Regions from separate parts of the Mus musculus genome. Here region 2 is linked to region 1. Evidence: chromatin loops called from intact Hi-C (ENCODE). Cell type or tissue: heart. All regions are shown on one strand. Each heading gives the region's core, and the rest is flanking DNA. Links, peaks and the distances in the headings are about the cores only. Region 1 has its middle 150 kb from the start of 5031426D15Rik. Region 2 has its middle 62 kb from the start of 5031426D15Rik.

What was found. A loop is a pair of places that touch in the nucleus more often than their neighbours do. Peaks named below come from ENCODE experiments on the same cell type or tissue, not always from the same donor. Only the 100,000 strongest peaks of a DNase experiment are listed, where the experiment ranks them.
Region 2: it touches region 1 in a loop (2.6-fold over the local background); 1 of 42 quality-filtered maps calls a loop at or near these places.

The regions. Positions count from the first base shown.
Region 1 is chr2:7,071,168-7,087,672 of GRCm38, reverse strand. It overlaps a transcript of Celf2 not described here. Among named protein-coding and RNA genes, the nearest start is that of 5031426D15Rik, 150 kb to the right of the region's middle. In heart, for the core only: no CTCF peak of the experiment used is centred there; a DNase peak (open chromatin) is centred at 6,552; H3K4me3 peaks cover 1,765 bases; H3K27ac peaks cover 3,786 bases.
Region 2 is chr2:6,982,412-6,998,916 of GRCm38, reverse strand. It overlaps a transcript of Celf2 not described here. Among named protein-coding and RNA genes, the nearest start is that of 5031426D15Rik, 62 kb to the right of the region's middle. In heart, for the core only: no CTCF peak of the experiment used is centred there; no DNase peak of the experiment used is centred there.

The DNA of each region.
Region 1 (16,505 bases), core at 2,852-10,851:
GGCACTCAGCCATTTGAGGCGAAGGTGAGATCTGGCAGCTCTGATGTCGGGGAAGACCAGGGCACTCAGACCTGCACAGTCTCGGTCAGGAAGTAGCGAACCGGAAACGAGTAGGAGAGGAACAAGCTTTTCCAAAACCAAAACAAGAAAACTTTTAAGAAACTCGGAGTCCTAGGAAGACACTATATTTTATCAGAAATGGAAAAAGAACGTTTTTTTAAAATGAAAAAACAAAATAAATAAATAAATAAATAAATAAATAAATAAATAGATAAAAAAAAATTAGAAAACAGTGTTAGGAGAATGACTGGGTGCAAGCAGGAGAACCCGGTTTGTGTCCACGTCAGTCACGTAAAAGCCTGTGCGAGCCTCCATGCAACCACAGAGAACTCTCTGGCCAACCTATCCAAAGTGGAGAGCTTCCATTCAGTGAGACACCCTGCATACGACCATAGAGAGGAAAGCAAGAGAGAAAGACACGATATGGTCTCCTTTGGCCTCTACTTGCAGCACACAGATGCCTCACAGGCATGTACTAGGAATGTCAATACACACACATGTGTGCGCACATGCATGGGCGGGCACACACATACACTCTTTTAAAAACAGTCAGAAAAGGAAAAAAAAAAACAAAAAGACAAAAAAAAATATTTCTTTCTTTCTGTAGTTAAAAGAAATTCTTGGGCTGGAAGATAGCTCACTTATAAAGCACCTGGCCCCCTAAGCATGAAGGCCTCAGTTCAGAACCCCAATCCTAGAACCTACCTGAACCCCCAAACACATGCATGGACGACAGGCAAGATGACAGGCAGACGCTTCAGGACCAGCTAACCTAGTCTGCTTGTTAAACGTTCAGTCCAATGAGTGGCCTTGTTTCAAACAAGAGAGGGAGCGTACCTGAGACAAATACTAGAAATTGTTCTCTTATCTCTGCAGCCCTAGAGAATATGAAATCCACTCACACACCCCACAACAAAAATAAAAATAACTAATTTCCTGACTACCAGAAACCTGAACACTGGCTGACAGGAGAAAAGCGTTGCTGGGACTCCAGGAGTCCCTTCCTAAAGCCTTGGCAGGCTGGGTTAACTACAGTTGGTGGTGAATCCTTTTCTCTATCTGTCTGCCTTGTGCATCATGTGTTTCCTACTCCTCTGACGTGTCTGAGAGTTTCCAGTGTTGTGCCTTTGACTCCAACGATACATGTTCAGGCACAGGAAACCTACCCAAGATGCCACAGAAACAAGACTCTCTGCTTACTGGCTGACATTAACTTCCCCTCTTAGCGTGGTTCTCAGGAGAGACCTGTGCAGTCAGAGTCCCAGTTTCTGACCATGTCCTGACTGGGACTCTGCATGTCTGTCTGCTGCCCACATAACCAGCATCCCAGAGCCCATGGAGCCACCACCCCTCTAAGGCTTTGTTGCTTTCTTGAAGCAGACAGAAATAGTGAAGTTTGCCTTCTCTACACTGAACTCTCTTCACAGGAAAAAAAAACTTAGAACTGAGAAAGCGGGGAAGAACTGGGAGAAGTAGAGGGAAGGCAAGCTATAGTCAGAATATATGATATAGAAAAACTCTAATTTTAATCATCACCATCTCAGAGCTGACTTCTAAAGTGAGGGCTGGAAAGATTGCTCATTCAGAAAGGTGCTTGTCCCTCAAGTACGAGAAACTGAGTTTGATCCCCGGAATCCACATAAAAGCCTGGGTATAATGATACTCATTTTAATCCCAGACCCAAAAGGCTTGCTATCCAGTCAGTCTAGCCAAATCTGTGAGAGGCCCTGTCTCAGCAAGGCATATGCACCTGAGTAACACTACCTAATGTTGACCTCTGACCTCTACGCTAGCACACATACATAGAGAGGCAGAGACAGAGACAGAGAGAAGCATACACACAGAGACAAACACAACACAAACTTACACACATACATAAATAAGCATACAAGATATACAAGAGATATACAAGGATTTATACTCACAGGCATATATATAGAGAGACATATATATACAGAGAGAAAGGAGAGAGAAACATATACATACACAGAGAGAGACATACATGGCATACATCCATACAGAGACATACAAAGAAAGAAAGAAAGAAAGAAAGAAAGGAAGAAAGAAAGAAAGAAAGAAAGAAAGAAAGAAGAGAGAAGAGAGAGAGAGAGAAAAAAAGAAAGAAAGAAAGAAAGAAAGAAAGAAAGAAAGAAAGAAAGAAAGAAAGAAAGGAAGGAAGAAAGAAAGAAAGAAAGAAAAATATACACACGTAGACATAGACATACATATATGCATAGACATACATGTATGCTTGAGAAGAGGAGATGAAAGAGCAAGAGATTTTTATTTTTGAATTCAAAAAAGTAAAACGGTGTCTTGTGCCTGCAATCCCAGCATTCAGAAGGCCGAGATACGAAAGAAAATCAGAGTTCACGAAAGAAAATCAGAGTTCAAGGCCAGCCTGGGCTACAGAGCCAGACTCTGTCTGAAACTGAACAATGCACACAATAATTAATTTCCATGTGAAGGAGTCACTTTATCAAAACTGAGCAAAACAAAACTTAAAATGATACCTCACAGCAATTCACACGGTGATACAGAGGGAAAAAATTAGCTTCTCAAGGTGAACTTAACATTTTACTTCTGAGAATAAGATGTTTCCTGTTCCCTTGTTGTGTTCCAGATAAGCTGACTCAAATCTGAACAAAGCAACGTATTGTTTCTCTGCCATAAGCACACTCATACTTGATGGGAAACTTAAAATCCAATGGCCTAACAATTAGCAGATTGATCCGGTTTGTCCCAAGACTTGGGGAACTGAGGCAAGAGGCTCACAGAGAGTTCAAGGCCAGCCTGTACCACTTAGAGGGACTCTGTCTCAAAAATCCAAAGCAGAACAGAAAACAGATGCATTCAGTATGAGCATTCAGTGTAGCAGAAACAGAACCATGAGGGAAAAGAGAAAAAAGATAAATTTGTCTCAGTTTACAGAATGAATATACATTGCATGTAAGATATTTGAATCTCAAAATTAAAAACAAAAAAATTAGTACATCACAGTTCTGCATCATTTATAAACAAATGATTCCAGTAAGTGGGTGTCCAAGGATACTCTGCACTCCAGCAGCTTGAGAGGAACAGGGAGAGGCCCTGACCTGATCCTGCCTCCAGCCTCACCCTCAAGAAGGTGTTCTCTACCTGTGTGCAGTCATGCTGTAAGAGGGAGGGGGTTGCCAATGCCCAGGTGGGCTTGTAGGCATGACTGCTAAGCACAGTGCCCAGGGATCGAGCCAGTTGCTTCATTTCTTCACGCCCCAGAGCCCTCATTTATAACAGGAAGGGAAAAGTTCTACTGGTCTCATAAACAACCTAACTACGAGGAGGGTGTGTGCCAACACACAAGGAAATCATCCCAGCTCTCTACTTTGAGATAGACTTTTGCTTTATCCAGTTATTGGGTCTGGATGCAAGGTTCTGTTTGAAAGAGAGATTCTACTTCCTGCCTTTAAAAGGTTTTGGAGAGCCCACTGATCAAAAAGACTATTTTTCTTGGCATGTGGGCTGATGGTCTGCAATCTTTGTGCTTGGGAGGCTGAGGCAGGAGAATTGCCTGGACTAGAGGACAGGTATGTGTGGACAAACAGGGTTTCAGTGAGACCCTGTCTAAGAAAAAAACAAAATAAATTATTTTGCAACTTAGAATCATGCTCATCTATTTGTCCTTTGGCCCAAAGCCAGGTCCCTCCTCCTCCCGCCTTTCCTCCCATTAACCCTGAACTCTAAATATTAAGGCCTCATTGCTCTCCCTTCCCCAGCCCTGGATCCCTGTGGTACAGTGGGCTAATGAGATAAGGATGATGTCATTATAATTGCAGAAACTATTTCATGATAATCTTTTGTTTTTCTCTTGCTAACTTTCTAAAGGGAGAAACACTTTATTAATTATCTGAGCGCTGGCAGCCTTTTGGAAGTAAACTCTATATGAAGGCTACTGCTATTAGCCACACTGGATGAAGCACTTGGGGATTAAAAGCGTTATGTAAATGTTTACACATGATTATGACATGGCCCCAGCTTCATACTGGGAGGGCACAAACAGCCCAGATAGAAGCATGAAGTCCCAGAGAGGCGGTGGATTTTTTTTCTCTTACAAGGTATGAAATTGTCTTTTAATTTTAGCATAAAGATAGTCACACTTTTGAAGAGTGTCATTCACAGCCATTAGGATGATATTTATGACTGCGAAAGGAAGCAGCTGGACACTGAGGGTTAACTGACTATTTTAAGAACTGGGGTGGGGAGCACGGAGAAGAGGGACGGAGAGGAGAAATTAAAATGGAGTGACAAGAACGTTTAACAATAAGAGCAGCAGCTCCCAAAAGCAGACTCAGTATGTCTCTCTCTGATGCTGAGATAGATTCATTCTCTCTCTCTCTCTCTCTCTCTCTCTCTCTCTCTCTCTCTCTCTCTCTCTCTCTCTCTCTCTCTGTCTCTCTCTGTCTCTCTCTCTCCCACATCTCTCTCATTTTATTTTGTTTTAATATTTGGTGAGTTCTACCTAACACGTGGGGAAGTGTAATCCCTACCCCACCCCACCACCTGCAGGTTTCAGGAGAAGGCACTTGTGATCGCTCACTGGATCACATCTAGTACTCCTAAGGGATGCCTCTTGCTGGGTAGTGTGACCTAGGAAGTCCTCTTCTCTTGGGTAGTGCTGTGGGGATTCAAACCCAGCACCTCACTTATACTACTCAAGAGCTCAGCAACTCTAGGACTAAGCTTTTTCCAGCCTCTAAACTTCTTTCCAATGAAGAGGCCGCTGTGAGGGTCTCCGTCTGCTCTTGGTGCACAGGAGAATTTGATTCGTCCAAGCTGTTTCTCCATGTATGGTAATGATCTGAAATTTTCTTTTTAAAATTAGAGTAAGAAATAGAGGGAAATTGTTACACAAGAAGGATATTCATGGCTCATGGCTCTAACGAAACCGTTGACAGCCTGAGTGCCTGGACCGGATGATTTCAAGGTTGTCTGCCTCAGGATCCTGTGAGGACAGGTGACAGGGGCAAGCGTTCCTGCCATAGCTGCTGAGAAGCATTAGTAAGAGTGAAAATCCCCCAGAGAAGACCGAGCCCAAGCCCAGGAGGCTGTGCTCAAGAAAATAAGAATTCCATGTACTAAGAAAGAAATCCCTCACCCTGTCAGTACAGAAGGGTTAGCCAGGAACCATGGACACCACAGGAAAACAGTTCTGTGTTTGTTCAAATGCTTGCTTCCACTGTGCATGCATATGTGCGTGCGTGCGTGCGTGCATATGTCTGTGTGTCTATTTCTGTAGGTGTGTGTCTCTGTGTCTCTGTGTGACTGTGACTGTGTCTCTGTGTGTGTCTGTGTGCCGGTTTCTGTGTGTATCTGTGTGATTGTGTGTGTCTGTGTGATTGTGATTGTGTCTGTGTGATTGTGACTGTGTCTCTGTGTCTCTGTGTCTGTTTCTGTGTGACTATGTGACTGTGGCTGTGTGTGGCTGTATGTGTGCTGCCACAGCACTTGTGTGGAGGTCAGAGGACAGCTTGCAAGATTCTCTTCTCTCCTTAGCCATGGGGGTTCCAGAAATCAAAGACTTGGCAAAAAAAGAAAAAAAGGAAAAAAGGGGGGAAAAAGTGCTTTTACCCACTGGGCCATCTCAGGGACCTGATGTTTGATTTTAAATTAAGGAAGGACAGGAAGGGAAAGTTGGTAGACATTCTGACATTTTCACCTCATCTTTAGAGATTGTGCATGTCCCTTTTGTGTTATTTAAATAGAGAAAGAATGCGGGCTTGAGGGGCTAGGGAGAGGGAAATACTGTAGGAAATTGACACCAGAAAACACAGTAAATTCGAGCTTGTTAGCAGTATGGCTCGAGATTATTTTTTAAAAAACAAACCCTAGCAGTAATGCAGTTTGCGCCTCGGAGGGAAGCTCTAAACCTGGTATTGGTGTCCCAGACTGAAGCGGGGAGAGACAGAAAGAAAGCAGCCTCGTCAGTCTTCTGAAGGGAATGTGAAAGGAGATCTCGGAGGCAGGAGAATCCCCCCAAAGGAGGAGAAGGCTACAGCCCGCGGTAATCTGTAAATGATTGCTCCTAAAGTCTGGAAGCTTCAAGCTTGAGCCCTGTTTGTTCCAAAAGAAAGCCGAGGAGGACGGAGTTAATAAAGAGAGATTTAACTGAGAACTCTGGTTGGAATAAAGTGGGCTACAAAAAAGGTCAAATTTGATCAGTTGGAGCAGATTACAGGGGCTTTTGAAGGGTGGTGTGGAGAGCTGGAACCGGTCTGGGAAGTAATAGAGCACACGATTGATTCAGGGGGTGGAGAGAAGCCAGGACAAGCGCTTATCAGTCCTGGAAGGAGGAAGAGCTGAGCTGCTGGGCGCTGCTGCTCCGGCCTGAGCCCAGAGCCACCTCTGCCTGCGTCCCTGTCGCCCTGTCAGGCACCTCTGCTCTCCGGTTTGCCTTCTTTCCGCAGCTCTCAGACAATGGTTTCCCTAATCTCTGACCTGGACTCCCTGAGAGGCTGGAAAGCGTTAAGGTAGGCCTGTTCGCATTCTCTTCCCGCGCTATTTCAATTCAGGGCCAGCTCCTGCCCACCCCCCACCAGCTAAAGAGGGAGAGAGAGAAAAAGAGCTTGGCATTCTCTAAAGTGCCTGCTTTGGGTTTAAGTGACAAGCCAACATGGCCCAAGTGTTCTGATACAGGCACAACTTTAAGCAGACAGACGGGGCAGGCACATGAAAGTGCTCCTCGAGTTTGGCTGCAGGAGAGCACAGAGAACACAGGCTTCCTTCAGGGCGGTCCGGGCTATTTCAATGCTCCCCATGCTGGTCCTCCGGCTCAGAAAGGAGTCCTGAGGTTGAATTGTTTCAGAGGCCACTGAAGGGATGATGTAGAATATGGTGGACTTTCTGGAAGCTCACACAGAAGAGTAAACTTTTTCAAAAGATCTCATTACTGCTCACACTTGAAGAATCTAAAGAACTGCGTGTCCTTCGTGTGAATTCTGCCCCCCCCCCCCCCGCCCACTCCGGTCTCAGGCCAATTTTGGAAAAGTTGACATATACAAACTCAACTGATCAGGTAGAATGTATGTAGTAATGCTCTCTCTCTCTCTCTCTCTCTCTCTCTCTCTCTCTCTCTCTCTCTCACTCTCTCTCTCTCTCTCTCTCTCTCTCTCTCTCTCTCTCTCTCTCTCTCTCTCTCGTAAATACTGGGGCTGCTAAGTAACTTAAGCCTTGCTGGTAGACTGGTAGACAGCTTATCTCGAATGCAAAAGACCCTGGGTTTGGTCCAGAGTTTGACATAAACTCAGCATGCCTGACCACAGCCCCAGCTCTCAGGAAGTAGGGGAAGAGTTTAAAATCATCCTTGGCTACAAAGTGTGTTTGAAGCCAGATGACAAACCCTATCTCGAAATTAAGCAAACGAATAATAAAATGGAAAAAGTGATCTCTGACCTCCTCACACCAGAATTTAGAACCTAAGCTAAAACAGGCGAGTTCACGCACCATCTCCACTGAGTCTACACTGCACCTTTGGCAGTATCCACGAGGAATTGGTAGGTTTAGCTTTCCTGTGAATGGTATTTCCCCAGGGAAAGCATTTGAGACAGTTTTGAAAATATAAAAATGTTAAATTCGGAGGTGTTATTATTATTATTATTATTATTATTATTATTATTATTATTTATTAGAAGTGGTTCTAGTCGGTTTTCATGCTTGCCCAAATGCCTCCTCCAAAACTTGGTTCAGTCAGAGTTAGACCAGAACAAGCACAGAACATGGAGGAGCAGAAACGAGCACATGACTACAGACCAACCAGCCTTATGATAGCTGGCTCTCTACGACTCTTTCAGGAGGTCTGTCTGCCTCAGGGTTTACCTGATTTTATTATTTCTAAAGCAATATTTATAAACAAGAACAAATAAAAATGAGATCAATATTCTTCTCCTTTTCTTTATTCTACATTACTTGTTGGGTTAGGGTGAGAGTTAGAAAATTAACAAAAAGTGATAGGGTGTGAGAGAGATGGGGGAGGGGTGGCACAGGCCAGGGCGTGTACATGCAGACCAGAGGATGTCTTTCATGGAGACGGCCTTCTCCTGCTGCCTTTATGAGGAATCTGGGTATCAAGCTCAGTTTGCCACACTTACCCCTTTGCTCCCTGGTCCTGACTCATATATTCTGGAACTTTCTGGACACACATCATATAATATATGCTATTTTATAATCTTTTTCCAGATACAGCCTATCCATATTCAGCCACCTCTCATAGCTGTGGCTCTAATGGCCACAGGCAGCACTGGTCTGTGATGCTCACCAAATTGCCACATTATCTTATTTGGTATTATAATTATTTACTATATTAATTATATGTTGTTGTCTTATTTATGTGTTATATTATTTCCAGGCCTTGGCTTGATAATGACGACAACAACACAGTAAGCATCTTTATGTGTACAGCTTTTTACTTTTATTAATTAAATTCCAAGATTTCTCAATGAAGAGGTTCACTTTATGCACCTGCATCCTTTAGTGATTTTTGTTTGTTTGTTTACATGGTTGAACTTAACTTTTAAAATTATATCTATTTCTTCATTTTTATGTGTATGCGTGTGAAATACACACACACACACAGACAGAGACAGAGACAGAGACAGAGACAGAGACAGACAGACAGACAGAGAGAGAGAGAGAGAGAGAGAGAGAACCCAGTACCTATATATGAAAATCAGTAGACAACTCTCAAGACTCTGTTCTCTCCTTCTACCTTCTACCACGTGGCTTCTGGGCATCAAACTCAGTTCCTTTAGGCCTGACAGGAAGTGCCCTGACGTACTGAACCATCTCACTGACCTTTGACCCTCCTTTTAATTGGGATGCGGCAAGACATTGCTGTTAATGCTCTCCTGGAGTAGACAATCAGGTTTCATTTGCCTCTTCTTTCCCCGAAGACTGACTTATTTCTAAGACTAAAAGATATCTTAAGAGTGCTTTCAAAAATCTCTTCTTGGGTGATTAACTTAATATTTCTGTGCATGCAGATGGGCAGGGTTCTGGCTTTAAAAAAGCATGTGGCTATAGCGACAAGCTTTAAAAATGCAGTCCTTCAAACGCCTTTTAAAGGAATGTTCCTGTCTTAACCTACTTAAAACTCCGGTGATGTTGCTGTGCTCATCAGTGTGTCCCTTATATAAGTATTTCGTGGTTAGACTAAGTGAAGCTGCAGAAATTTGGATCTAGGAAAGATAAACATTCTTACATGGATGCTTTGGCTCCAGCAAGTTCATTCTCTATGCCTCTTCTTGGCAGACAACCTATTAACTATGTAGAGTCCTTTTCCAAGGTAAAAAATTATAAAGTGGTTGCATTTTTAAAATTTCATTTACATTTTGAACTCATTTACCATGAAGCTTGCTTTTGGCTATTCTGTGGGAATGTGTCTACATCTATATACATATAGGTATGTGTTCATGTGTCAGAGCACATGTGTGTGCCAGTAACTGGACATGTGTGTCATGTACTCAAGGAGTAACTGGGCATGTGTGTCATGTACTCAAGGAGTAACTGGGCATGTGTGTCATGTACTCAAGGAGTAACTGGGCATGTGTGTCATGTACTCAAGGAGGCCCAAGGAAAACTTTAGGGGTCATTCTTAGCTGCAATGCACTTTGGCTTGGCTTGGCTTGGTTTTGTTTTGTTTTGTTTTGTTGAGACAGGGTGTCTCACTGGTATGGGCTTGCTTATCGGGCTATGCTGGCTAGTTAGTAAGCCCCAATGGTTTACCCTTCTGTCCGTCCACAACACTAGAACTGAGCACACCACCATACCAGGGATTTCCCCCACTTAAATATGATGTACTAGTTAGTTTTCTGCTATTCTGATGAAATACGCTGACAAAGGTAACTTACAGGAGAAAGGTTTTAGTTTGGTTTATGGTTTCCGAGGAATAGAGTCTGTCAGCTAACTCTCCAGAATATGTCTACCTATGCACTGCCACAGTACTCTGAACTGTAAGCCATCCTGAATGAAATGTTTTGCTTTGTAAGTATTGCTGTGGTCATGATGTCTCTTCACAGCCATAGAAACACTAACTATAACAAGTCTTCAAAACAATACGTTTGGTGGTTAATATATTATTTCAGGGCACATCCCTGGGTCATGAGCCCCTCTGCAGAACTTTGTAGTTGTAACTCCATCCTGGTTCCATGTTTGACATACAGCAAGATCAAGTGCAAGGACAGTGCTGTTGGCTGCCTTCATTCCTCTCTACCCAAGTGACACGAGAGAAACCTACTGCAACCAAAAGACACACCAACGACTTCCCACCTTGAGACTTCACTTTTGATCTTTGGGAGAGCATGGACTCCACAACTTCACAAAAACGAGAAAAAAAAAGAAGAAGAAAGAAAGGAAGAATATTACAGAATCAAGTAAAAGGAAGAAGTTTTTTATTGTAGGACTATGAATAAAAGAAAATGAAGAAAACAAAACAGCCTGATCACTATACAATTTCCTGTTCATGAGCATTGCTTGAAAGGTAAATAGAAAGAGACTAGTGAAGAGGACTGATCAGGGACTAGAATGCTGGACAGACGGCTGCCGCTCACCCTACTGTATTCTTGCATCTCTCCTCTCAGGTGACCTTAAACTAAATTCCTAGTTTATTCTTCCTATATTGAAATGAAGGGATTGAGTGTGAGAGATGAAGGGACTGGAAATCTCAGGCGCCTTAGTGGGTCAAGTAGTTGGTACAGCATCCGTGTTTACCTCCTCTCTCGGGGGAACTTTGTCCCTTACCTCACTCCATCTTCCATGTGCCCTCACATACAGACAGGCCAGCTCTGAATTCCCGGCAGATCCCACTGTGGGCTAAGCTCTGCTGTCAAAAGCTGCGTAGGATGCAGACTCTCTCTCTGTTGGGTCCCCAGGAGTTCCCTTACTGCTCTAGTGGGTTTCTGAAGCACAGCACAACCCATCTTGGTGTTCAAATATGAAAAGTAGACAGCATTCCCTGGTCCTTTGTTCTTTATATTAACTCACAGCCAAACACTTTCCAGCTCACACGGATCTCTATTCTCATGGACTTTTCTTTTTTTTTTTTTTTTTTTTTTTTTCATTTTTTTTTATTAGGTATTTAGCTCATTTACATTTCCAATGCTATACCAAAAGTCCCCCTTACCCACCCACCCCCACTCCCCTACCCACCCACTCCCCCCCTTTGGCCCTGGCGTGAGGGCGATCTGGCTGCGACATCTGTCACCCCATTGATCGCCAGGGTTGATTCGGCTGATCTGGCTGGCTAGGCGGGTGTCCCCTTCCTCCCTCACCGCTCCATGTGCGTCCCTCCCGAAGCTGCGCGCTCGGTCGAAGAGGACGACCTTCCCCGAATAGAGGAGGACCGGTCTTCGGTCAAGGGTATACGAGTAGCTGCGCTCCCCTGCTAGAACCTCCAAACAAGCTCTCATGGACTTTTCTTTGCCAACATTTCTTCCTGCTTCAACTTTTTCCTTCTCCATCTGTTTTTGCATACAAGTGGGCAATGCAAACCTTCCCGATTCCACCATCAGATCTGTTACTTTCCTAGGAGAAAAGTCAGTGTCCTCCTCCTGCCCCTATCTGACAAGACCAGTGTCAACCTCTCCAGCTGTCTTTCTTCCTTCTCTCCCAGCTCTTGTTCTTCCTCTTCCTCACATATTCAGTTAAGCTCATGTGTGCTTTAATTGCATTAGTTATTGCATCCTCTGCCTGGAAGTCTCTCCTCCGCTATTGCTAGGGCAGTCCTATCAATGATGCCTTGCCCAGCTCCCACCCTAAAATCACCCCAATGAAACTCTCCAGCTCATCCCCCAAAGCAGCAAAATATTCAATATTCAGCTCCTTTTTAATGATAAAAATGTCAGGGCCTTACAGTTCAACTCATACTTCCATCGTGGCACTACCAAGCCCTGCTATATTCTTACACATTTGATTATTTGTTGTCGCTTCCTCCCTCGTTAGAGTGAATTTGTAGATTGAATTACTGTGTAGTCAATGTCTAAAATAGTTTCTTGCTGGTTTTGAGCAGAAAATAAATAATAGAGTAAGGCATGGATGAATGAAGGGATGAATGGCCTGGTTACTGTCTCTATCATCTGACTTAAACTCTATATGGCCAGAAGCTGTGTGTATTATTTATTCACACCATAACTCCCCTGTTTTTCACATGGTGGCTTGGTACTGTGATAGTTAATGAAAACTGAATGAACAAATGAATGAATGAATGAGAACAAACAGGTTCCCAATACTTGATTCAGTCATATGGAAATTTTCTGTGATGCTGCCTGAGAGTCTAACAGGCCTCTTTATTGTTCAAATGGAACTGTTCTCTCTCTAGACAAGCAAATAGAAGTTAGCAAACTTGATCTATAAAAAGCCAGTAGTAAATACTTGAGATTTCCTGGCTGAACAAGGACTGCCGTGGCTCAGCCCTGCTATGGTAGCATCAGAACAGCTGCTGATGAAAAAGTAAACGAGACTGGTTTGCCATGAGCCAATAAAACTTTATTTACAAAGCAGGACGTCAGCTGGACTTGGCTCATGGTGAACCCTTAACTATTATGGAGACTTAAAGATGTGACCAACAAGAAAACAGAAGTGGTTTGGACAGATAATTGGACCTATGATTTCTAATCTCATATGGTAGCATGCCTTAATAAACTTGCCTCATTATTAGGGAAAGCATTAAAAAGCCTGGGAGATGGTTCAGACTTCAGGAATGTCTGAAGCTATGAGTACTTGATCTCAAAAAGATGGTTAGTCTGTTTACCATATCCCTTAAATGTTTGGATGAGTCAAGAAACACTAACAAAGCAAGCTTTTACCTTGTGAGAAGTGTATCCCCTCTAATAAAACTAGTACATGTCAAGGGGAGTGTGTGTGTGTGTGTGTGTGTGTGTGTGATATATATATATATATATATATATATATATATATATATATATATATATATCAGTTAATATATATATATATATATATATATATATATATATATCAGTTAATATACATTTCCCTTTCACATGCCTGATAAACCTGAGATGAATTCGAAATTTGTTCAGGAGAGCCTCCTGTATGTGTTTTAAAACATCCATGTGGAGATTCTTTTTTGGTTCATATTACAGAATGACTTGGGAGGGTTTGTAGAAACTGTGAGTATCCAAGGGGAAGAGGCAGGCTGGTCATCTGATAAGCAGAAATTCATCTTTTTAGAGGTTATTAGTTCATTGGTTCTCAGCCTTCCTCATGCTGTGGCCCTTTAATGCAGTTCCACATGTTGTGGTGACCCACAATCATAAGATTATTTTACTGCTACTACATAGTTGTGATTTTGCTACTGTAATGAATCATAGTGTAAGTATATGCTATGCGACCCCGGAAGGAGTTTTGACCCACAGGTTGGGAACCACTGGGAGAACTTCCCATTCTTGCTCTGTGCCAGGAATTGTGCTAAGCACTCCATTGTACTCTCTCACGTCTTTGGAAGAAGCCTCTGAAAGTGGGTAATGCTACTATTGCCTTTGAGGGACATGGTACACAGAACAATTTGGTAACTTACTCCAAACACACAAATATTTTTGTTTCACGAGTCAGTTACAAATGCAACAGTGCAGAACTAAGTTGTTTATGTAAGAGATGCCACTCTTCTGTACACTGCCTTTTATGTGTATCCAAACTGCTTTTCAGCCCGAGAAGGCAACTTAAAGTCGGCCTGCTCAAGAGGGTGGTAACCATAACATAGGTATCTGCAGAGGAAGCTCTATCCTCCTGCTTCAGGTTGGAAATCTTAAGGATGCTAAGCACTAAACAGTTGATTTTAACAACATTAGATTTCTTTTGAGGAGTAGTTGTTCTTGGGTATCCTTCAGTCTCTCACTCAAGACCTAAAAATCTGTTGGAAGTGGGGTGTTAGACAGAAAGTGGGGTGTCAGATGTGACTGAAGCAAGGAGTAGAGAAGGTAGCAGCCTGGAGGAGACATACCAGACGACCCAGGGAAATGTGAAAGAGACAACCAGAGGTGAAGGGAAGAGAGAGAAGGTTTCCTACAGAAGTGATCTAGATTCCAAACCACTCTGGTACCATCCCATCAGTAGGAGAACAGGGTACAATCCTTGATGGTGCACAGCATCGGCAGGAATTCGAGAGGGAAGTTTCATAGCGTAGGCTGGAAAGTTTCTGTGGGACGAGAAGAATCAAGTAGAACAAAAGAGATTTCATAATGAACTGGGAGGGAAACATAGTACTAACTCCAGCTCTAGGCTTAGGGAGTAGATCCCCACTGGAAACAAGTGTATAGCAAGGAAGGCCTGCAGCTCATTCTGTCCCTGCAGGAAACTACCAGAGATGAACTTAGCTTCAGGGCTTATACTCAGAATCCTTAGCACAAAATCTCTCCTCACTGTGCTTGCTCTAAGGGACATTTGGGTCCGGAGAAGGACTAATCGCTGGAGACCAAGAGGATCAAGCCCATGGTGATCAGGCAGGGGTCTCTAAGCATAGAGAAAGTCCCCTTGTCTCATCCAGGGGTCAAGCATTATCAGATCCAGGTCTGAACCTCTGCCAAATGACTGTCAGTGATAAGTAAAGCCAGACACTAATGTGGTGCTAAGTGCAGTTTTAAGCCAACAGTCTGCTTCTGCAACACACAAGGGTATCCAGCAATGCAGTACCAACTTTACTTTGATTTCTATAGGGAGACTGAGCATATTAAAGGGAAAATGATGGAATTAAGGGTGGGGCTGGTGCTCCAGGCCTCAGAAACTCAGGAGAGTGGAAAATTACCAAAGATTAGTCAGTGTGGATGCAGATCTGACCAACTGTGTCTCGGAGCTGAAAGTTCTGGCTAGTCTCCCTCAGAGGCTGAGAGACTGGATTGCTAAATTTCCTAATCTCTGCATCTTAAAAATAAATTTAAACAAAAGACTTTTTGGTCTTTAAGGAGGAAATACATTCTTGACATCCTTGGATTATTTATAGAAGAAACATGCATCTTTCAGGAACAGAGATATTCATCAAGCTGTAAGGCCCACTGTGGTCTGATATTAGCTGGACCTCACTGTCACATTTGTGTGCTGCTTAAACTTTCTCAAGCAGAAAGTTTCACGGGAGCTGAGTCACCCCAGAACTATTAGTGGCCTAAACTGTTAGAAACTATTAAACTTAAACTACTAGAAATCAAGTCTTTTAAGGAGATACAGCAAATAGACAAAAGTATTTGCATTAAGTCTATGTCTATCATGTTCATCAGCCACGGCTGAGAGCAACTTACAAAGAGAGCTCAACAGAGAGTCTAGTCAGAGAGTGCACTTCACCAGGGAACTAGAAAGCACAATGTGCCATGTCCCTCCTCTTCTTCCTAGACCCTGTTCAGGCAGAATGTCCCAGGTTCTAAAAATCACCTGTGTATGTATGTGTGTGTGCATGCTGCAATACATGTATGGAATCAGAGGACAACTTTTCAGAATCTGTTCTCTCTTTCTACCACCTGGGTTCCAAGGATCAAAAGCAGGTCATTAGACGTGTATACTGCAAGTGGTTTTACTCGCTGAGCCGCCTTATATGACCAACTTGCAGTCTTTGTATCTCAGCTGTCATATTTTGCTGTGCTAATATGTGGATAGACACCCACACATTCCTCATTTCTAAAATGAGAAATTGAACCAGATTTTAACTAACTATCCCCCATCCATAAAATCATGTAATCAATGTAGGATGGAACTGAAGCACCTTCCCCCCTTGGATCATGAATCCCACCTCTGAGCGATACTGCAAACCCATCTCATACACGTTCAAGTTATTCTCACACCAAAGCAATTCTCTTCCTATTGATCCTCATTTTCTTCCAAGGCTCTTTTATTCCCAGTCCTTATGTAGAGCTGATGGACTAAACTACAAATCTGTTTTCGGATGTGCCTTCCCTGAACTAGAGCTATAACATAAATCACCTGTTGTAGAGACGAGTTGTACTGACACTCACTGACATTAGCAATCATATGACTAGTCCTGCGGGGGGACGAATATCGCTATCAATCCAGGTTGCAGGTGTTCTGTTAACCATGGCTATAGAGCTCCATTTGGTGTTTTCTGTGGCGCTAGTTTTTCATTCTTATAGAGACACAAATGTCTGAGCCAGAAAGAATTGTTAGAGGCCTGTGGAAGCAGAGCTTTTACCTCTTTCATCCTGTTTCCTGGTGAGCAAAGTGAAAGATTTTGTGAAGTGGAAAGATGTTGCCTTTATTTGTTATTTGTTAGCAATGCTCACTGATGCTGTGGACGGAGGCTTTGGATGGAGGCTTTGTGCAGATACCCACCATCACATCGTTGTGATTAGACATAATGTGTATTATTAAGTTCCCTGAAGCTGGGCACCATTTCTTCTCTGTGAGGTCACAGAGATTGAAAGAGTTGGTTCTAACATGAGCTCCCAAGTGCGAATTTC
Region 2 (16,505 bases), core at 2,788-10,787, 89 kb after region 1:
CTTATTTATTGTTGCCCTTTCTACCTCTGAGGTGACACCTCACATGGTAATTACTCAGTGGCTCTTTAAAGATTGTGTGTAAGTATCTGTCTCATACTACATTAAATGTTTCTTCAGAGTGCAAAAATATAAGGAAAAAGACTAAGTCATCAATGGTAGATGCCAATTCTCAAACATTATTTGAGAATGAGGCTTGGGAGATGGCTCAGAGGGTAAGCACACATAACTAATTGAAGCCAGATGTGCCAGTATTCTATTGGAGACAGAGGCAGGGGGATCCCATAGCTTGCTCACTATGCTTACCTGCAATACAGGGGGGAGGGGGAGTGAATTCAGTTCCAGGGAAATTCCCTGTCTCAAAAAAAAAAAAAAAAAATAACTCACTCAAAGTCAACCTCTGGCCTCTACAGAGTGTTTGTTCACAGCCAACAAACGCTCATACACATGTGCACACATATACACTACACACACAGAAAACCAGTATGTGAGAAATAGCATCAACGCAGAATATCTTCCAGATTTCTGAGAAGCAAACAGAAGGCAAGCAGCCTTTTCATAATGTTGAAGCACCAGAATGGATCTCATCTGATTTCTTAAAATGCATGGATATAATTACATAAAAGAAGCAACAAACATTTTTATCTTGAAAGTGGCCCCAGAAAACTTTGGAAAGCAAAGTGGAAATTTTTTATAATACTTTCCTATTCTCACTTTTAAAAAATGAACATGAATTTAGTGGCTTACACACATAGAAGTTTACACCTGTAGTACTTACACACAACAGCTTACACATGGCCATTCTAGAGGTGACCATTCTTTCTATATCTGAGGGAAGATGATATTTCCTGTGAAGGTTGCATTCGTTCTTTGGCTCATGGCCCACTCATCCTCTCTGTTCAAGGTGAGCTGTCCCCACATTTCTATTTTGATCAATCCTACACTTCCACATCCCATTTCATTTCTCTACCTTCTTCTCCTGCTTTTTTCCTACTTTGAGGAAGACTCTTAGAATTATATTGGTCCCATGTGGACAACTATCTACTCGCCTCACCTTAGAATCTTTAATGTTTGCACCTGAAAGGTTACTTGGCAATGCAATGTAGCAGATTCAATGATTCTAGTGTTGGGACTGAGGGATTTGTGAAGGACCATTGTGTCCACAGCATCTCATAATGACAGAAATCACTCAGCCTACCCCAGGTAGTTCAGTGATCTTGACAGATTATTGTATTATTATTTACTTACTTACTTATTTATTTATTTTTATTAGGTATTTTCCTCATTTACATTTCCAATGCTATCCCAAAAGTCCCCCATACCCCCCCCCCACTCCCTTACCCACCCACTCCCACTTTTTGGCCCTGGCATTCCCCTGTACTGGGGCATATAAATTTGCACGACCAATGGGCCTCTCTTTCCAGTGATGGCCAACTAGGCCATCTTTTGATACATATGCAGCTAGAGACAAGAGCTCCAGGGTACTGGTTAATTCATATTGTTGTTCAACCTATAGGGTTGCAGACCGCTTTAGCTCCTTGGATACTTTCTCTAGCTCTTCCATTGGGGGCCCTGTGATCCATCCAATAGCTGACTGTGAGCATCCACTTCTGTGTTTGCTAGGCCCCGGCATAGTCTCACAAGAGACAGCTATATCAGGGTCCTTTCAAAAAAATCTTCCTAGTGTATGCAATGGTGTCAGCGTTTGGAGGCTGATTATGGGGTGGATCCCTGGATATGGCAGTTTCTAGATGGTCCATCCTTTTGTCTCGCTCCAAACTTTGTCTCTGTAACTCCTTCTATGGGTGTTTTGTTCCCAGTTCTAAGAAGGGGCAAAGTGTCCACACTTTGGTCTTCGTTCTTCTTGAGTATCATGTGTTTTGCAAATCGTATCTTATATCTAAGGTATTCTAAGTTTCTGGGCTAATATCCACTTATCAGTGAGAATGTATCATTTGAGTTCTTTTGTGATTGGGTTACCTCACTCAGGATGATGCCCTCCAGGTCCAACCGTTTGCCTAGGAATTTCATAAATTCATTATTTTTAATAGCTGAGTAGTACTCCGTTGTGTAAATGTACCACATTTTTTGTATCCATTCCTCTGTTGAGGGGCATCTGGGTTCTTTCCAGCTTCTGACTATTATAAAAAAGGCTGCTATGAACATAGTGGAGCATGTGTCTTTCATACCAGTTGGAACACCTTCTGGATATATGCCCAGGAGAGGTATTGTGTGAGGTATCCTCCGGTAGTACTATGTCCAATTTTCTGAGGAACCGCCAGACTGATTTCCAGAGTGGTTGTACAAGATTGCAATCCCACCAACAATGGAGGAGTGTTCCTCTTTCTCTACATCCTCGCCAGCATCTGCTGTCACCTGAATTTTTGATCTTAGCCATTCTGACTGGTGTGAGATGGAATCTCAGGGTTGTGTTGATTTGCATTTCCCTGATGATTAAGGATGCTGAACATTTTTTCAGGTGCTTCTCGGCCATTCGGTATTCCTCGGGTAAGAATTCTTTGTTTAACTCTGAGCAACATTTTTTAATGCAGTTATTTGATTTTTCTGGAGTCCACCTTCTTGAGTTCTTTATATATATTGGATATTAGTCCCCTATCTGATTTAGGATAGGTAAAGATCCTTTCCCAATCTGTTGGTGGCCTTTTTGTCTTATTGACGGTGTCTTTTGCCATACAGAAGCTTTGCAGTTTTATGAGGTCCCATTTGTCAATTCTCGATCTTACAACACAAGCCATTGCTGTTCTATTCAGGAATTTTCCCCCTGTGCTCATATCTTCGAGGCTTTTCCCCACCTTCTCCTCTATGAGTTTCAGTGTCTCTGGTTTTATGTGGAGTTCCTTAATCCACTTAGATTTGACCTTAGTACAAGGAGATAGGAATGGATCAATTTGCATTCTACTACATGATAAACACCAGTTGTGCCAGCACCATTTGTTGAAAATGCTGTCTTTTTTCCACTGAATGGTTTTAGCTCCCTTGTCAAAGATCAAGTGACCATAGGTGTGTGGGTTTATTTCTGGGTCTTCAATTCTATTCCATTGGTCTACTTGTCTGTCGCTATACCAGTACCATGCAGTTTTTATTACAATTGCTCTGTAGTACAGCTTTAGGTAAGGCATGGTGATTCCACTAGAGGTTCTTTTATCCTTGAGAAGATTTTTTGCTATCCTAGGTTTTTTGTTGTTCCAGATGAATTTGCAGATTGCTCTTTCTAATTCATCGAAGAATTGAGTTGGAATTTTGATGGGGATTGCATTGAATCTGTAGATTGCTTTTGGCAAGATAACCATTTTTACAATGTTGATCCTGCCAATCCAAGAACATGGGAGATCTTTCCATCTTCTGAAATCTTCTTTAATTTCTTTCTTCAGAGACTTGAAGTTCTTATCATACAGATCTTTCACTTCCTTAGAGTCACGCCAAGGTATTTCATATTATTTGTGACTATTGAGAAGGGTGTTGTTTCCAAATTTCTTTCTCAGCCTGCTTATTCTTTGTGTAGAGAAAGGCCATTGACTTGTTTGAGTTAATTTTATATCCAGCTACTTCATTGAAGCTGTTTATCAGGCTTAGGAGTTCTCTGGTGGAATTTTTAGGGTCACTTATATATACTATCATATCATCTACAAAAAGTGATGTTTTGACTTCTTCCTTTCCAATTTGTATCCCCTTGATCTCCTTTTGTCGTCGAATTGCTCTGGCTAGGACTTCAAGTACAGTGTTGAATAGGTAGGGAGAAAGTGGGCAGCCTTGTCTAGTCCCTGATTTTAGTGGGATTGCTTCCAGCTTCTCACCATTTACTTTGATGTTGGCTACTGGTTTGCTGTAGATTGCTTTTACCATATTAAGGTATGGGCATGTTTAGGTTGAATTCCTGATCTTTCCAAGACTTTTATCATGAATGGGTGTTGGATTTTGTCAAATGCTTTCTCCGCGTCTAAGGAGATGATCATGTGGTTTTTGTCTTTGAGTTTGTTTATATAATGGATTACGTTGATGGATTTCCATATATTAAGCCATCCCTGCATCCCTGAAATAAAACCTACTTGGTCAGGATGGATGATTGTTTTAATGTGTTCTTGGATTCAGTTAGCTAGAATTTTATTGAGTATTTTTGCATCGATATTCATAAGGGAAATTGGTCTGAAGTTCTCTATCTTTGTTGGATCTTTCTGTGGTTTAGGTATCAGAGTAATTGTGGCTTCATAGAATGAGTTGGGTAGATACCTTCTACTTCTATTTTGTGGAATAGTTTGTGAAGAACTGCTTCTTTGAAGCTCTGATAAAACTCTGCACTAAACCCATCTGGTCCTGGGCTTTTTTTTTTTTTTTTTTTTTTTTTTTTTTGGTTGGGAAACTATTTATGACTGCTTCTATTTCTTTAGGGGATATGGGATTGTTTAGATCGTTAACTTGATCCTGATTTAACTTTGGTACCTGGTATCTGTCTATTTGTCCATTTTGTCCAGGTTTTTCCAGTTTTGTTGAGTATAGCCTTTTGAAGAAGGATCTGATGGTGTTTTGGATTTCTTCAGGGTTTGTTGTTATGTCTCCCTTTTCATTTCTGATTCTGTTAATTAGAATGCTGTCCCTGTGCCCTCCAGTGAGTCTGGTTAAGGTTTATCTATCTTGCTGATTATCTCAAAGAACCAGCTCCTAGTTTGGTTGATTCTTTGATTAGTTCTTCTTGTTTCCACTTGGTTGATTTCGCCCCTGAGTTTGATTATTTCCTGCCATCTACTCCTCTTGGGTGAATTTGCTTTCTTTTTTTCTAGAGCTTTTAGGTGTGTTGTCAAGCTGCTAGTGTGTGCTCTCTCTTGTTTCTTTTTGGAGGCACTCAGTGCTATGAGTTTCCCTCTTAGAAATGCTTACATTGTGTCCCATAAATTTGGGTATGCTGTGGCTTCATTTTCATTAAACTCTAAAAAGTCTTTAATTTCTTTCTTTATTCCTTCCTTGACCAAGATATCATTGAGAAGAGTGTTGCTCATTTTCCACGTGAATGTTGGCTTTCCATTATTTATGTTGTTATTGAAAATCAGCCTTAGTCCATGGTGGTCTGATAGGATGCATGGGACAATTTCAATACCTTTGTGTCTCTTGAGGCCTGTTTTGTGACCAATTATATGGTCAATTTTGGAGAAGGTACCATGAGGTGCTGAGAAGAAGGTATATCCTTTTGTTTTAGGATAAAATGTTCTGTAGATATCTGTTAAGTCCATTTGTTTCATCACTTCTGTTAGTTTCACTGTGTCCCTGTTTAGTTTCTGTTTCCACAATCTGTCCATTGATGAAAGTGGGATTTTGAAATCTCCCACTATTATTTTGTGAGGTACAATGTATGCTTTGAGCTTTACTAAAGTTTCTTTAATGAATGTGTCTGCCCTTGCATCTGGAGCATAGATATTCACAATTGAGAGTTCCTCTTGGTGGATTTTACCTTTAATGAGTATGAAGTGTCCCTCCTTGTCTTTTTTGATAACTTTGGGTTGAAAGTCGATTTTATTCGATATTAGAATAGCTACTCCAGCTTGTTTCTTCAGACCATTTGCTTGGAAAATGGTTTTCCAGCCTTTCACTCTGAGGTAGTATCTGTCTTTTTCCCTGAGATGGGTTTCCTGTAAGCAGCAAAATGTTGGGTCCTGTTTGTGTAGCCAGTCTGTTAGTCTGTCTTTTTATTAGAGAATTGAGTCAATTGATATTAAGAGATATTAAGGAAAAGTAATTGTTGCTTTCTATTATTTTTTTGTTAGAGTTGGCATTCTGTTCTTGTGTCTGTCTTCTTTTTGGTTTGTTGAAGGAATATTTTCTTGTTTTTTCTAGGGTGTGGTTTCCGTCCTTGTATTGGTTTTTTTCTGTTATTATCCTTTGAAGGGCTGGATTCATGGAAAGATAATGTGTGAATTTGGTTTTGTCATGGAATACTTTGGTTTCTCCATCTATGGTAATTGAGAGTTTGGCCAGGTATAGTAGCCTGGGCTGGCATTTGTGTTCTCTTAGTGTCTGTATAACATCTGTCCAGGCTCTTCTGGCTTTCATAGTCTCTGGTGAAAAGTCTGGTGTAATTCTGATAGGCCTGCCTTTATATGTTACTTGACCTTTTTCCCTTACTGCTTTTAATATTCTATCTTTATTTAGTGCGTTTGTTGTTCTGATTACTATGTGTTGGGAGGAATTTCTTTTCTGGTCCAGTCTATTTGGAGTTCTGTAGGCTTCTAGTATGTTCATGGGCATCTCTTTCTTTAGGTTTGGGAATTTTCTTCTATAATTTTGTTGAAGATATTTGCTGGCCCTTTAAGTTGAAAATCTTCATTCTTATCTATTCCTATTATCAGTAGGTTTGGTCTTCTCATTGTGTCCTGGATTTCCTGGATGTTTTGAGTTAGGATATTTTTGCATTTTTAATTTTCTTTGATTGTTGTGCCAATGTTCTCTATGGAATCTTCTGCACCTGAGATTCTCTCTTCCATCTCTTGTATTCTGTTGCTGATGCTCGCATCTATGGTTCCAGATTTCTTTCCTAGGGTTTCTATCTCCAGTGTTGCCTCACTTTGGGTATTCTTTTTTGTGTCTACTTCCCTTTTTAGGTCTTGGATGGTTTTATTCAATTCCATCACCTGTTTGGTTGTGTTTTCCTGCAATTCTTTAAGGGATTTTTGTGCTTCCTCTTTAAGGTCTTCTACCTGTTTAGCTTTGTTCTCATGTATTTCTTTAAGTGAGTTATTAAAGTCCTTCTTGATGTCCTCTACCATCATCATGAGATATGCTTTTAAATCCGGGTCTAGCTTTTCAGGTGTGTTGGGGTGCCCAGGATTGGGTGGGGTGGGAGTGCTGCGTTCTAATGATGGTGAGTGGTCTTGGTTTCTGTTAGTATGATTCTTACATTTGCCTTTCGCCATCTGGTAATCTCTGGAGTTAGTTGTTATAGTTGTCTCTGGTTAGAGCTTGTTCCTCAGGTGATTATGTTAGCCTCTATCAGCAGACCTGGGAGATTAGCTCTCTCCTGAGTTTCAGTGGTCAGAGTACTCTCTGCAGGCAACCTCTCCTCTTGTAGGGAAGGTGCTCAGATATCTGGTATTCGAACCTTCCTCCTGGCAGAAGTTGTGTTCCACTCACCATAGGTCCTGAGGTCCCATGGAGAGACCTGTGGGGACCTTGGGGGTGTCTGCAGACTCCGCGCCCAAGGTGCATCGGTGCTGGCTCTATTTTTATTATTATAAAGCAATTCTCTATCAACATATATCTCCTTTCTCCTTTACTTCTTTTTCTTCCTCTCTCTTTCCTTCTCCTCTTTTTGTAAAAATTTAGAGATATTCCTTTAAATGCAGGCCACCATTTTAGCCCTCATTAATGTACCAACAGAAGACACTTGACTATTTTCTCATCTTCTCTCCTCCAAGACAACACTGTTATGATAAAGCTCACTCACCAGCTTTGCAAAATAAAATGTACTGGCCTTTTCACAAGCAAATGTGGCCACTGTTATTGTGGAACATTTACTGAACATATAAACATCCAGAAAGAGAGTACAGACAGAAGGACCTCCTCTTGCTCCTTACACTTCTGACAGATTAGACAGCCGAGAAAGTACTGAGCAAGTGAGTGATGTGCTGGTGTCATTATAAGCTGTTTGTGCTTTACAAAGAAAGGACTGTCATGGGAATGGCATTTCTATGCGGGGTGGGATGGCTGGGCACATTTTTGTCTGAGTATCCTAGCTTCTTGTATTTGCAGTTGGGAGTGGAGACACCAACCACCTCCCTTTAACTTTAAGCTCTCTGTCGCCAGGTCTAAAATAGCTGGGGACTGGCAGAGGCTTCGACAGTTCCTTCCCGGATTGGATACTTTGTTATTACCCACCCCCTACACTTCACTTGTGGAGTGTTTAATGTCAATCCAACTTTCAAAACCATTTAATGCAAGTACATCATCCTCTAAGCATTTCTGACAGTCATGTCACAATGCATCTTTTTATATCACCCTCCTTCCTACAAGGCATCACAGATAGCACGTGACACTCGGTGGTGATTAACAAGACTCTTCCACCACTGACTTCATGGGGCTCCTGTCTACTGAGAAAAACATGGCTGCTGATAAATCTCACATGATAAGAGCCGTGTTATGTAAACCTGTGGGCATACGTTCTACAGTACATTATTATGACAGGGTGGTACTTTGCAAAGTTCAATTGTATTGACTAGGTCTCTTGTCCAATGGATTGTGTCTCTGTTGTGAGAATAACAAATGCCGATAAGGCAGCAGCTTGTGTGCAGGGATGGAGATGATCCATCAGCAGCTCATATATTTCTCTTGTTAGCTACTTCTCTCCCACTGCTCATGCTCTAAAGGATTTCCCCATGTGTCCCTTTCTTTTCGTTTTTCATAGAAATTAATGCAACTGAGTTCCTTACAGAATATAAAATTGGGGAAATTTAAAATGACCTTAAAGGCCCTAGAAGATACCTTGATGGGTAAAGTGGGTAAGTGCTAGTTTTGAGAGCATCAAGCCACCATGTGGAAAAGCAGAGCCCCTTTCAATCCCAGCCAGTGGTGGTGGAGGTGGCGCATCCCTGGAGCTCTCTGATCAGTCAGCCTATGATACATGGCAAAAACAGGACAGCAAGAGACCTGTCTCAGAAAACTAAGTGGATGGTACTTGACAAAGAATGCAGGAGAACAGGAGGTTGTCTTCCCACCTGTACCCCACACATACATGAGCACAAACATACATATCACAAGCACACACACACACACACACACACACACACACACACACACACACCATGATAGGCAGCTGTTGTCTGTGGGCTTGGAAAGTTACAACACTTTGGTCAGGGGTAGTTTAGCATGATTATACATGTGCAGAACGTTTATAGATGAAGTGGGTAAAGGATTCTAGATTACTGAATTTCTAAATGACAAGAGATTTAAGTCATGAAAAAACACTATGGGTTTGATCGGATCATAAAGAAGATTCATTCCTTCAAGGCAAGACATAACTACTGGAAACATTCTGAAGGAAATTTAATTGTGCACACAGGGTATTACAGGAAATTCAGCAGCCTTCGCTATGAATTGAATTCTATGGGGAAGAATTGGAGAAACGCTTCCATCTAACACTGTAGCTTTATGCAAACTAAAAGTGATCGTTTGGTTATGGTGCATCAGGCAATAAGGACCAGTTAGATAAATGGGTCTAGGGCTTTGTACAGGTAAGAAGCCAGGGCTGGGAGATTGCTCAGTCAGTAAACGCTTTCTCTGCAAGCATAAAGACTCAAGTTTGATACCCAGATCCCACATAAAAATGCTGAGCATAGTATCATTTGCTCATGATATCAGCACTGAGGGGGTTAAAAGTAAAGAATCTGTGGAACTCACCAGCCAGCCTTGCCTACTTGTCACTCTTTCTGTCCTGGATCATGATGGACTTCCAGAATGTTACCAGAAAACAGCAGTGATTTAGTTACAGAAGAGGCGTGAGAAGGTTCCTGGATCTTGGGGGTGGCAGCTTTCCAGTGTGGCTTTAAGCTACAGGCTCACAGACCATGGGTGACTCTGTACGCAAACAGAGACTCTTTCTCAAAGCCAAAGTAGATGGCTTCTAAGGAGAATAGCCCAGAGATGTCCTGTGGCTTCCACATAGGCTCATGGTCTATGTGCACCTGGGTGTCAGGACACTCCCCCGACTCCTCTGCGCCCCCCCCCCCCCCCCGCCACACAAACGCAAAGGAAATAAAGGCTAGAAGTCCAGCACAGGACTCTTACTTTATGTAAGAGTTCTTACATGTTGTATATAAAGGAAGCAAAACTCACTTCCTCTGCCTCTTCTCAGCCATATTCTGTGAGCCTGTAGCTAGAAGCCACACTGGAAAAGCAGCCATTCCACAGGTCCAGGAACCTTCTCAGGTCTTTGAGTCATTGGTGGAGTTGTTCTCTGTGCCTAAAGTGCTGCTGTTTTCTGGTGGCATCCTGACAGTCCTTCATGATCCAGGCAGAAAGACATCACCAAAAGTTCTTTCCCCAAGTTCTTGAGCTCATGGATCACTTCTATTATAAAGGGCTTGTCATTTACAACAATAATAAATAGCCCTTTATAGTACATAAATTATAATAATATGATTTATCTCCCCAATATACTATGCACTTCTTGGACTGGGGGCTGTGTCAGTTTCATGATTCTATTTCCACTCTGGAATTTATTCTCAAAGAAGTGACACCAGCCAATCCAAGGGACAGTGCCTCACCCTCCTTGGTATCTCTTATATTGTTAAAGAATGTAAATTTTACTTAATGTAAAAAAATGTCTGATGAAGAAAGCATGGGCAGGTAGTGAAACCTCAATCCTCCAATATAAAATGTTCATGTGGGTAATCTAAAGAGAGACGCAAGTAAGCCCTGGGGATTTTCATTCGGAAATCCATGGCTTTGCTTTCCTGTTGTTTCTGCCTCTTCCTGGTAATTCCATGTGATGGAGACATTTTGCAGAGGTTAATCTACACGTAATGAAGTTTCAAAGAAATAATACATTGTACTCTGCTCATGGGGGCTCTGGGGTTTTCCTTTGCTGGGCCACATGATTGCACACAAGTGCAAACCAACTGCACATTGCAGTGGCGATGCTGTACTCTCTCACACCCAAGTGAAGGGGCCTCACTGGGAGAGCTTCCTGTCTTAGATGCAGCACTTGCACATACACAGAGAGTTAGAGTTGCTCGCCAGAAACATGCAAGGTCCAAATGACAAGTTTAATTTCCAAAGGCCACTGGCTTCTGACTCGTATCAGTCCGTACTTTGATTTCTAATAAAAGAAGTGAATAAATATCCATCTTGGTGTGGCTCTGGTCCCTCTGTGATATGGCTCTGGTTCATCTGTGGTATGGCTCTGGAACTGACAGTAAGAACTTAGAACTCAAGCTGGGGAGATAGATTGGTCAGAAAAGTGCTCGACACACAAGCATGAGGACCTGAGTTCAGTCTCCTGAACCCACATAGAAATTCTAGGCAAGCATGGTGATGCAAACCTATAATCCTAGCACTGCAGAGGCAGAGGAGGCAGAGGCAAAGGTGGCAGAGGCAGAGGCAGAGGCAGAGGCAGAGGCAGAGGCAGAGGCAGGAGGCAGGAGGAGGCAGGAGGAGGCAGGAGGAGGCAGGAGGAGGCAGAGGCAGGAGGCAGAGGCAGGAGGCAGAGGCAGGAGGCAGAGGCAGGAGGCAGAGGCAGGAGGCAGAGGCAGGAGGCAGAGGCAGGAGGCAGAGGCAGGAGGCAGAGGCAGGAGGCAGAGGCAGGAGGCAGAGGCAGGAGGCAGAGGCAGGAGGCAGAGGCAGGAGGCAGAGGCAGGAGGAGGCAGGAGGCAGAGGCAGAGGCAGAGGCAGAGGCAGGAGGCAGAGGCAGGCTGATCTCTGTGAGTGCCTTAACTGGGGAATTTTCAGTAGAATGGAATACCAAGGTGACAAGATTTAAACTGTGGTTCTGCTTCTGATAAAAGTAAGCTCTTCACCCATAAAGAGCATTGTCCTCTCTCTGCAGGACACATCTGAAAACAGTACAGCCATGAGAATCCTGCCTAAACCTTGCAACACAGGAAACTGAGTCTTCCAAGAAGGGGCTAAAGGTTCTCATGACATAAAGGACAGGGTCAGCGTGAGGAGGGTAGAGCTTCCCAGACAGAATTTTAATGTTACACAGATATGGGTTCTGAGGACTTTCCTTTCTCTGTTAAAATGAGAGTAAGACTCATAACCAAAGGCAATGAGAATAATTATGCATTCCCTAAACCCAGATTGCTGAAAATCAATAGTTCCTATGGCTTCGTATCTAGACAAGGGTTGCCTGGTACACTGCACATCTCCATCATGCATCATCTACATCATCTCATGAGGAACTTCACAAAATGTCCTGCAAAGAAAGAACACTTTGTAAACTAAAACAAAAAAAAGTATAATACAAAGCTCAGCTGTTCCTTATGACACAGATCTATAATTTTCCTCATTATATAATCCAATTTTAGTGTAGATGCAAAATTTTTTTGTTGTAGTCTGTGAGATAAAGTTCTATTTGTGGGGAAATGTTTTCTTTTGGAGCACGGAGGCCCTATCAGCCTATGAAAGCATGGTGATCAATGAGAGAATTTCTGTCTAGGTTGATCTCATAGGTGTGCAGTATGGAGTCTTCCATTTGTGGAATGTAGAAGAAAAAGGATGGAGAGAGGGGAAGGCCAGAATTCAGGGCTTTCCCTCCCTCCCTCCCTCCCTCCCTCCCTCCCTCTCTCCCTCCACCTCCCTCTCCTTCTTCCTCAGTTATTTCCAAAGTATCAAACATCAAACTTCATTCTTTTCTCTCTTTTGTTGAAAATTAGTTCCAACATGTACACAGACAGACAGATACACACACACACACACACACACACACACACACCATTTAAGTAAGAACAAATATAATTTTTGGGACTATCTGTTTAGTATTATTTGTGTTGCTTTTTCTAAATGTTTTTGTGAACAGCTGGGGATGGGCTGTTGTTCAGCCTCTCTGATGCAAATCTTTAGGCAAAGAAGTTCATTTGGGAACAAATGGGAATTTATCTAGCCATGTAGTCAAACCCCCATGGGAAAATGTTCATCTCTTATTCTAAAAGAAATAGGAAGGGGAAGCAAGGGGTGTACATTTTGCGGAATTCCTTGTGTGTGTCAGGCGCAGTATAGTTTTTACTATATTAGCTCATACATTTTTCCCCATCAACCTGAGAGCCATGTGTCTCATTTCCAGGTTTTAGATGCGCAAACAGTAACCCTGACCATTGACATGACTTTGGACATCTTGTAAGAGTGCAAAGCTGGACTTTGATCCAGATAGGTCTCCAGGCCTCAGGTCATTCTCTCTACTATTCAGTGGCGTTGCCGCTGCACTCATCAGCTAGATGTCTAGTTGTTGGATTTACAGAGCAGCAGGCCTTGAGGTCATATGACCTCTGACTTCTAGTCTCGGGCCTGTCACTTACTACTTCTGTGATCTTGAAAGAGTCTCTTAATCACTCTAAGTCAATTGTTTCACACATAAAGTGTTGTTAGTGTTGAGCCATCAATCTTCAAAGCATCCTTGGTGGACCAGATGTTACACTATGTACTAAGTACTAGACAAACACAAGTTTTTACATCTCTCGACTCCTGGATGGTACTGTAGAATCAGGATTCTAAACACTATGTTTGTCTTCTAGGTTTTTTATTATTTTAAGACATGGATATTAATCAAGGATATAGAAATGAAATGCATTAAAACCTTTACTTAATTAGTTGCTAAGTAATCAGAAATCATTAATTATCTTCTTTATTACTTTTTTTTGAAACAGTGTCTTGGCATTGGGGAGAGGGCACTATGAGCAAAAGTGTTTCATATACAGACATGAGGACCAGAGTTCAAATCCCAAGATCTATATATAACAGCTAAACATGGATACATGTACCTGTAACCTCAAGCACAGAGGGACAGAAACACGAGAATCCTGTCTTGCTGAAATGGCTATTTGTGGCCTTTATAGTTAAAAATCATCTTTAAAGTGAGGCACTAGAGAGATGACTCGGGTCAAAGCATTTTCTGCTATTGAAAAGGACCCAGCATCAATTTCTAGCACCTGTATAGCATGGCTCACAACCACCTGTAACTCTAGCTCCTTTGAATGTCATATCCTTTTCTGGCCAGCGTAGCTTAGGTGCAAGCTTCAGGTTCAGCAAGAGACCCTAGATGAAGCCAAAGCAGCAGAAATGAAAGGGGAAGACTGTGACAGCCTCCTCTGCCTTCCTCATGTGCACACATGGGCAAGTGCACACATATGTATACATGTACACACACACAACACAACACAACACAACACAACACAACACAAATAAACAACCAAACAGGATCCAGCTATAGAGCTTGAGCCATCCTTGAGCGTGTAATCTCCCTGCCTCACCCTCACAAGCGCTGGCATTACAGGTGTGTGCTGCCACACCCAAGATTCTATCCCTTTCTTAAACTCTACTTTTTGTGTGAAAGGCACAATAATAAGAGAAATGAAGAGAAGGAATATGAAAAAAATTAATTTCTTGAATATGTCTAGAGTCAAAATTAGAGACAATGTTTTCCTAGGGACAAGTAGGTAAAGTCACTTGTTCAAGGTCATTTCTCCAATAGAAGCTTAGTCCCAGGTGGCTGGGGTTCAGCTCTGTGGTCTTTTGATTCATCCTCCCATCTCATGGAGACCTTCAATCCAGCGCAATGGAATAGCGAGCAAGCTCTAGAAATCCACCTGCCTCTGAATCCCCTAGTCCTGAGATTATAAGCACACACTGTCCTGGACGATTTTTTAAACCTGAGTCCAAGGATCCTGCTGTCCCCCTGTTTACATAGCTGACACTTGAGGTACTATTCTTGTCATATTTCTCTTCTCACAATGTCTTCCCTTTTCTCTATGTGTTTTCTGGCTCTTTGGGGGTGTCCTGGGTAGCATTGGAACAAAACATTCTAACATGCTTTGAAGCATGGATCAGAATTAACTGCCCTTTAAATACAGCAAAAAAAAATTTAATCTAACCAAAATTCCAGGAGGGAGGTCAGTAAACTTATTTCCCTAATGCAGGGCATCTCACACAGAGACACAAGAGAGGGTAAATTGCTTGCTCAAGGCCACACAGCAAGTTCCCAAGCCGCATGGGAGCAATTACACATATAGAAAGAGCTTAATTATTTGAGCTCTGGGATTTCAGAAATGTCATGATATCCGAGGCACCCGACAGCTACTCTGCAAGCCCAGTGGTTGCCATATCAACGACCATGAGGTCCAGAATAAATGTTACAAACAAAGAATCTGCAGGAACAGAACACCAGATTTACAAGAGTCCCAAGTCACCACTGTGCTCTTGTAAAGGGCTGCAGAACTTAACAGCCTGGCCCTGGTCTACCGAAGAGTCCCCAGAACAGATCCAATCGATCAAAGTGAGCATGGCTACCCATCCTGATTTCTAGAGAGAATCTTTGGACCTGTTCAACACAACAATAATGAGTGTGGATCAGAACTACAAAACCAGTTTTAATGGGAACAACAATGGGGACATGTTTTTAACATGACTCTTTAAGGCCAAAGAAAACCCAAAAGACAAAAAAGGTTATTTGGGAACGAAAAAGTCATTTCAGAAGGTTACCATTTGGGGCCAGAGGCCATATCTTGTAGTACAGGGATACAATGGGAGCCTTTAAATTGATTGTAAAGCACCAAATACTATTCCATTGAGACCAGCGAATAAGAGCTGTAACGTGTTGCTGGGTTTCCTCTGATGAATCACCTGACCAGTTCAGTAGTGCTGACATGATGACTTAACGTAATGTTAAAATTGCTGAGCTTTGATATTGTAAGTAGCCTGATCACATAGTGAGATACTTAAAGTACTTCATTTTTTTTCTTGCATTGCTCTAAAGTGGATCCTCTTTGTCCAAGCCACAGATACAGGGCCAGTTAAAAGATACATAGACATTCCTCTCGCATAGAGACTTGACAGGCTCAATCTATATCACCAGCTTTCAACACTATCAGTTAGTTTGATCATAAGCAATAGATCATAAAGGCCTGTCTGAACATGGGCTATATATGATTAACTACAAAGAGTAATCTACAGTGATCAAATATAAAATGTGCCCTCATATAAAGGGCAAGTGTTTGGAAAGCAGGTAGCCTGTGACACATAATGTCTTAAGTGGCACCAAGCCAGTTCACAAACTTACTCTGTACTGCAAACCTGCCTGTCACCTACTGATGATCGATGCACTGGAAACCTCGTGTGTTTTCATTCTCTGTTTATAAGCAGAAAAATACCGAGTACCTAGGAAGCCAAAGCTATATTTTAGAAAGGAATGACGAAACAGGGCAATAATAAGATCCAGTGATTGAGTGAGACTTGAGTGTACCAATTACCATACACCTGGCACTCTTGGAAGAATATTACATTACATCATAATGAGAGTCCAGATGTGTCTTCATTTTAGAAATGAGACACTGTGGTACAAACATGAGGCAACCTGATGCATCATATCACATAGCTGAGGAGTGACAGAATTCAGATTTGAATGTGGGCATTTGGAATGTCCAGCCCATAGTATCAGTGTTGCCTACTGACTTTCTTCTTAGACTTACCTCAGAAAGATATTTTCTCTGGAAAAAAATATTCATTTTCTTGATGTGAATTTGACAGTGTTATCAATCCACAATATTTTAACTTATTTTTAATCATAAAATTAAACTCCATCTAGTTCAAGAAAATTCTAGAAGAATTTCTTCTGAAGAAGAAGGTGAATAACAAAGACTAGATATTTCTTTCCTGTATAATTGAATAGCCCAAAATAATGACAAGCCATGTTAAGAAGATTCTTTAAGTAGTTTTTCTGAGCTGTGGCTCAGATCATAGGAGGAGAGGGGAAGAAGAATTAGGCTGTGTTGAGGCAAACTGAAAATTTAATAAGAAGA